Regions from separate parts of the Mus musculus genome. Here region 2 is linked to region 1. The links are chromatin contacts, found by Hi-C or POLR2A ChIA-PET in ENCODE. All regions are on one chromosome and are shown on one strand. The core of a region is the stretch at or near the end of the contact, and the rest is flanking DNA. Distances in the headings are between cores, read along the strand shown.

Region 1 (3,552 bases), core at 440-2,939:
TGTTTTATCATTGGCCCCTAACTCATCTTTACTTTAAGCTGCAGAATTTCACAGAGTGAAAGTCGGGGACCATTTGTTGGGTTCTCTGGGTATAATATTAATGTAGGATGGGGCCTCTTGCCAAAGGCCCTTCTTGCCAAGGTTCTAGGAAGAGGGGCCTGCTAAGGCACAGGGCTGGGATAGGAGTTTCTGGTTTTAGCCCTCAGCTCTGAAGGGTCTAAACTGAGACACACATTTACCCGTAGAAGTGTCTCCTGGCTTGTGCAGGGGTCAGATGATGGGGTACAAGTTCAGGTTGGCTGTGGGGCCCATCAGCTTATGGGTTCAGTCTCAGTGTCAGCCATGAGATTGGCACGTTGCTTAGGAACAAGGAACATGGTGCTTTGACTACTTTCTTGAACTATTGAGTGTCTTGGATCTTACAGCCCAACTCTTCCTCCAAAGACTCTTCAGTAGCCACCCTAGGGTTACCTGGTGCTACTCATTATCCAGAGCAGCTGTTCTCAACATGTGAGTCCTGACCCCTTTGGGGGGGTCACATATCAGATACCTACATTATAATTCATAACAGTAGCAAAATTACAGTTATGAGGTAGCAGCGAAATACTTTTACGGCTGGGGATTGCCAGCATGTGAGGAACTGTATTAAAGGGTCGCAGCATTAGGAGAGTTGAGAAGCACCATTCTAGAGGAAGTTGGTTTCTAGAAACTACTCGGGGTGGGGGGAGGGGGTGTCTTCAACAATAGATGGATACCTGCCTTATCTTTTAGTTAGGCTCAATGGTGATGATGTTTAATAGTGATTAGAAAAAGCCCCTTCCCGTCTCTGTTGAAGTCTACACACTTTTCCCTTTTCTTCTCTACTCCACTGAGGCAGTAAATTCAGCCACTGAGAGATTTAAAAGCTTTGAGTAGCTGGGCGTGGTGACGCACGCCTTTAATCCCAGCACTCGGGAGGCAGAGGCAGGCGGATTTCTGAGTTCGAGGCCAGCCTGGTCTACAAAGTGAGTTCCAGGACAGCCAGGGCTGTACAGAGAAACCCTGTCTCGAAAAAAAAAAAAAAAAAAAAAAAAAAAAAAAAAAAAAACCAACAACAACAAAAAAGCTTTGAGTAGCAATATACTGGAGTAGGGGGAATTGAGTAGGATTGGATTCCATCCTGGGCCTGCCCTGTGTAAGTCCCTTGCCACTTACTACTGGAGCCTCAGGTTCCCCGTGTGTTCATGAAAACAGAGGTATCAGATTGGCAACATTGATGTGAAAATCAAATGTAAACATTTCTGTCAAGCTGTTCGGCGTGTGCAGGGCACCCAGCACTTAGTGACATTCATGGTTCATAGCTCTTCTGTTTGTTGTTTGTTTATTTCAGACAGGGCCTTACTATACAGCTCTGGCTGTCCTGGAGCTCTCTATGTAAACCAGGCTGGCCTTGAACTCACAGAGATCTATCTGCCTCTGCCTCCTGAGTGCTGGGAGCAAAGGCACAGGCCCCTACGCCCAGGTCAGAGCAACCTTTCAGCTGTGTCTTTTTAACAGTCCCACCCCAGGCAGGCAGCTTTCTTGCTTGGGAGGCATCTGGCTTGCTGGAGCTACGATTCCTCCAGCTTTTTGTGGCTGGGATATCCTGCCAAGGCAGGCCATGGTCTCCACCCCACCCCCACTCAACCAAGTGAAAGTAACCAGGGCCGGTTCCCTCTCCCCCTGTTCCCTTGCTCTCTTGAGAAAGGCAACTCTTTATGAACACAGGGTAGACTCGCTACTCATTCGCTGGTGTCTTTGTGACCACAGTTGTGGCCAAAAAGCCAACAGGAAGCCAGAGGAAGAGTCATCTGGGGACAAGCTTCGGTTCTCGATCTTTGAGCCTCAGTCTGAGGTCATGTCCTTGGCTGCTTCTAGGAGGCATTCCGTTTCCTGTCTGGCTGGGGAGAGCTGCAAAGTTGCAGCGGAGACAAATGCGATAAGCTTTCTAGCCATCTGCCCATGGCCTGGAGTTTTGGGGACCACTCTTCTGAGACCGTGGAGCAGCTGTGTTAGCACCACCTGGGCCATAACTGGAATTGCTGAATCTCGGGTTTCACACCCAACAGGCAGAGTCACAACCTACATTCTAGGAAGACTCCCAGGAGGTCCCGGTAGATATTAAAATGCTGAGAGGCTGAAGTGGACCACAGTTCTTAGCCATGGGTGCATACCAGACTCTCCCAGATTGCTTTTTAAAATGTACTGGTTTCCTAAGACCCATACTCATCCCCTGAAAAAGGAGAAGATATGGACATTGGTATTAAAGAGAAAAAAAATCAGATGTGGGATGTATACATATAATCCCTGCACTGGGACAGGATGGTCAGGACAAGACCAGGGTTAATGAGGTAGCGTAATGGGTAAAGGGACCTGCCATCAAGCTTGATAACTTGACTTTAACCTGAGGGATCCACATGGTGGGAGGAGAGAACCAACTCCTGAAAACTGTTCTCTGACTTTCACATACGGCCATAGCATGCACACCTACATGATCACTACATGCATGCAAAATAACTAAATAGTGTGATGTTTTACAAGCAGGAGTTGGGGAAGAAAGGGGTGTGTGTGTGTGTGTGTGTGTGTGTGTGTGTGTGTAGTAGGTAGTAAAATAGTCCTTAGATGATTCTATTGCATACCTGGGCCAGGGACGGATGTCAACCTCTCTCTGCCTTTGGAAGACAAGAGAGTGCCACGGCTGCCTGTGTTAAGCTCCTACTGTATACACAAAAAAAGATCTGTATTCTTGTCTGTCATTTCTATTTCAAACCTGCAAAGGTACTAGGGTTCTTCCTATCGTTATTTGAGACAATGGAGCACCACCCCGCCCCCCCAAGAAGGAAACGACACCAACCTGAGCTCCTCAAGGACAAATGGGAAACAAGGCATTAGCCACAGGGAGCTGAATCTCAGGCAGCAAGTCTGCTGCTCCTAGTAGCTAGGGAATGATGTCAGAGATGTGGCCAAACCTCAAAATAGAGCCGTGGAGGGCCTGAGAGTCTTCAGACAGGCAAGGCGTGAAGCACAAAGGAAATGGACCAAATGCCTGAAACTAGCCCTTTCCTGTAACATTTTGAACCATGTTCTTGTCTGATATGTTTGTTTGGTTTGGTTTTTCGAGACAGGGTTTCACCGTGTAGCCCTGGCTGTCCTGGAACTCACTCTGTAGACCAGGCTGGCCTCGAACTCAGAGATCCTCCTCCCTCTGCCTCCTGAGTGCTGGGATTAAAGGCGAGCGCCACCACTGCCTATTCTGGTTTCTAAGGATTGAAAATCTGCCTGGTGCTCCCACGGAATCTGATTCCTGGTTACCCTCGTCTGTCCTCCAGGTACAGCCATGAGGTATCTGTCCATAGAGAATGGAAGTTGTGAGGGTAAATCTGTCTCTGGTTTTATCCCCCCACCCTTTCACCTCTCTTCTGTAAAACACTTGGCTCCTGTCCTATACCTTGTATGTAGTTCAAAGGGACCATCTATGCAGCTCACCACATTCTTGATCTCTGCACTCTCACTGTGGAGCAGAAAGAGGCATAG
Region 2 (3,552 bases), core at 555-3,054, 49 kb after region 1:
GATGAGAGCTAAATGATTTTCTTTCTTCTTCTTCTTTTTTTAATATTTTTTATTACATATTTTCCTCAATTACATTTCCAATGCTATCCCAAAAGTCCCCCATACCCTCCCCCCACTTCCCTACCCACCCATTCCCATTTTTTTGGCCCTGGCGTTCCCCTGTACTGGGGCATATAAAGTTTGCATGTCCAATGAGCCTCTCTTTCCAGTGATGGCCAACTAGGCCATCTTTTGATACATATGCAGCTAGAGTCAAGAGCTCCGGGGTACTGGTGCTAAATGATTTTCTTTTGATTCCTCCTACCCTGCCTCCAGACAGGATTTCTTTGTACAGCCTTGCCTGTTCTAGAGCTAGCTATGTAGACCAGGCTGGCCCAGAATTCAAAAGATCCATCTGCCTCTGCCTCCTGAGTGCTGGAATTAAAGCCACCACCACCTGGCTTGACTTCTGTGTCGTTGCTTGTCTCAATCCTCTATTTCATTTATGTTGCTGTGGCAAAACACCCAAAGGCAAGGACTGGATTGAGAGAAGGCTTATTTGGCTCATGGTGTGAGAGGGATTTTAGTTCACTGTGGCAGGAAAAGGTGTGGCAGAACAGGGCCGTGGGCCTTTCACATCACCTGCATCAGGAAGCAGAGAGAGCTGGTTTAGAGCCAGAGGCAGGTGCAACCTTCCAGGCCTGCCCCTAGTGGCCTAGATCCCACCTGTAAAGAGTAGCTTCTCAAAGCAGTGCCACTAACTGCAGACAAGGAGTTCAACCATACAAGCCTGTGGGGACATTGCAGACCAAACTATAATGTTTATCCCAAAGTACTTAAATAGTTTCAATTACAGTGTGTGTGTGTGTGTGTGTGTGTGTGTGTGTGTGTGTGTGTGTGTGTGTGTGTGTGTGTGTTGCTTGTCCTCTGGGCTCTTCTACTGTAGATCAGAATTTCAGGAACCACAAACATGGGGGCCCAGAAGCTGCTGTCCAAGCGAGGGTCTGCCATCCACACCTCCTTACTTTAGTGAGACTGAGGACAGGACTCTGTTCTAAACAGAGGGAGTGGTGTACGCACAGGAGAAGCAGGGAGGGGGGCCATCTCGAGGAGCTGTTCATCAGTGAGCAGAGAGGAACATGGGTCGGTCATGGGGGCTCCGTGGAGCTTCCAAAGAACACACACACCTTACCCTGCAACTACAGGAGACTCCGTGGGACTATACCACGGCAGGGCACTGGTAGACTGGTATTCTAAAAATCTTTGGCCGCTGAAGGTTAGGTTTGAGAGAAGCTAGTGGTCTGGTCCCTTTCTGTCACCATGTCCCTGGGATGAGCCTGGTAACAGGACAGTTTCAGAGCTCAGATACTGTCCCGCAGGATCCAAAGACGCAGGCCCATCTGCTAGGGTCCTTTGCTTAGGTTTTGCCTGAATGATGCAGCTACATCATTTAGTGACCTGTGACAGGGTCCCGCCCACGTGGGCTGCACGTCCAGACTCCACTAACCCCCCCCCCCTTTCTGGAAAGGCGCATGTCTGAGATCCTTCCCAGCCAGGTAGGTGGTCCAACATCCTGTGGTTACACATGACGTCATCATCCACCTCAGCCTGAAATTCAAGTCTAGGGGTTCCAGGGACTCAGTACCTGAAGATCCTCTTGGCCTCGGTCTCCTTCCCCTCCCCCACTGCTGCTGGGTTCTTCTCTCCATCTGCCTGAGTCCCAGCAGCCCAGGAGGCCCCTCCACAGGCCGCCTGCTGTTTTTGTGTGGAAATTGTTTTACCTCAGCAGCTCATTTCTCCCATTCCTTTCCAACCATAATGGAGTTGCCGGGCTGCCTGCCCTGGGCTGGCCCCCTCCCTCAGTCAGGCAGCTGAGGATGACTTCACCCCAGGGTTCGGAGGAGGATGACTGATGGACTTTCCAGGACCCGTGCCCAGCAGCCCGGGAGACTCTGGAAGAAAAGGAATTCTCCCCATGTCAACCCTCATCCCCTGGGCATCCCAGAAATACAAAAGCTAGAAGGGTCTTAGTCAGAGTTTGGACTCTCCCTGGGCAGTCTGGGTGGATTCCAGATATAACTGAGTTGGGGTGTTTACCTTGCCCCAAACGAAGCCTAGACAAGCCTTCTTCCATTATGGCTGGAAGTGGTGTCTGTGGGACTGACAGATGGGCCTTGGGAGGGAACCAGAGCTTGGGACAGGGACATAAGTGGCAGAGCAATGTGGAGGAGACCGAGCCCTGGGCTCCCCTGCAGGCGCCTCTCTGGATATCCATGTGTGTCTCTGGCTTCGAGCTGAGCTCCCCCTAGCACTTAGCAGCTGGTTATCCGTCTGCTGCTGCCCCCACCCTCCCCTCAGCCCTCCCCTCGTACCCACCGGGCCACCAGCCCAAAATAGAAAAAGGAAAGGAAGTTATTTCCACAAGTTAGCGGCAGACGGAAAAGCTCCCCTCCAGTGAGGGGGTGGAGGGATTCCTGGAGCTGGAGGCCAAATCAAAGCCAGGCCGAGCCCAGCATGGCCCCCACCACCTCCCCGCCGCCTGCTTTCTCCATGTGTCATTTCCCTGATTCAGCAGGACACGTGTCCTGCGGTTGCCACGCAGCAGGCTGCTGGGGAGTCCTGGAGCTCCTGGCCCAGCTCCAGGCTTCCTTCGGGCCTGGGCTTGGGATAGAGCCTGGGGTCAGGGCAGCCAGGCCCTTGGTCCTCTCCTGTCCTGGCTGCTTAGCACAGACACACCTTGTCTGGGAAGAGAGGCCCCATAGAACCCCTTGGGAACAAGACCCTAACTCTGGGCTCCATCTGTTCAAGCTGCAGCTCATGGGGATGTGTGTGTGTGAGTGTGTGTGTGAGTATGTGTGTGTGTGAGTGTATGTGTGCGTGAGTGTGTATGTGTATGTGTGTGTATGTGTATGTATATGTGTGTGTCTGTGAGTGTATATGTGTGTGTGAGTGTGTATGTGTGAGTATGTGAGTGTGTGAGAGTGTGTGTGTGTGTGAGTATGTGTGTATGTATATGTGTGAGTGTGTGTATGTATATGTGTGAGTGTGTGTGTGTGTGTGAAAGTGTGTGTGAGTGTCTTAGTACCTGGGCAGGAGAGCAGCAAGATCTAGAATTTATAACAAAGTACCAGGGGCTCCTCAATGTTCCCTCCCCTTTGCTGGCTATAGTTGAGCCAGAATGTGAACTCAGACCTGCTTATTGTCCAGGAATCTCAGGGAGCTCCCGCCTCAACAAACGAGGACAGAACGGGCTGTCGGCAGGCTACTTGTCTGCTGTTGGGGGTGTGTGGGGTGTGATCGCTATTATTTAACAGTCCAGCACTGTGCCAGCTAGGGACATAGCACAGAAATGTCTGACCCCACCCCCACCCCCCACCCCCCAGTCTGTAGGGGACATTCAGAAAGTCCGTATGTAAGTCTGCAATGTTGACTGGCTGCCTTCCTTCTTGGTCTGCTGTTTCCCTCGTTCAGCAGAATGCATGCCTGCACCTTTGTTCAGAAAGCGGTGTAGGCACTGGATACTCTGAGCAAGATCTCCATCTGCCCAAGGGCCTGGGATGGGCCAACAGAGCT

What was found. A loop is a pair of places that touch in the nucleus more often than their neighbours do. ChIA-PET counts read pairs that join two places held with the same protein, here RNA polymerase II (POLR2A).
Region 2: a loop to region 1 is called in a map of heart, with 3 times the contacts of the local background. The contact joins two enhancer-like sites. A Hi-C loop is called at or near these places in 2 of 37 maps with a recorded cell type or tissue (both heart). POLR2A ChIA-PET finds 5 or more read pairs at or near these places in 3 of 5 experiments (Patski and embryonic stem cell).

The regions. Positions count from the first base shown.
Region 1 is chr11:88,130,294-88,133,845 of GRCm38, forward strand. All of the region lies in intron 1 of Cuedc1 (CUE domain containing 1), which reads left to right. Among named protein-coding and RNA genes, the nearest start is that of Cuedc1, 33 kb to the left of the region's middle. Within about 2 kb of position 1,690, at least 3 of the 3 ENCODE cell types and tissues checked have a DNase peak (open chromatin) inside an H3K27ac peak, as active enhancers do; they include heart, where a contact is called at or near this core.
Region 2 is chr11:88,178,881-88,182,432 of GRCm38, forward strand. The region is part of intron 3 of Cuedc1 (CUE domain containing 1); the gene reads left to right. Among named protein-coding and RNA genes, the nearest start is that of Mrps23, 24 kb to the right of the region's middle. Within about 2 kb of position 1,805, at least 2 of the 3 ENCODE cell types and tissues checked have a DNase peak (open chromatin) inside an H3K27ac peak, as active enhancers do; they include heart, where a contact is called at or near this core.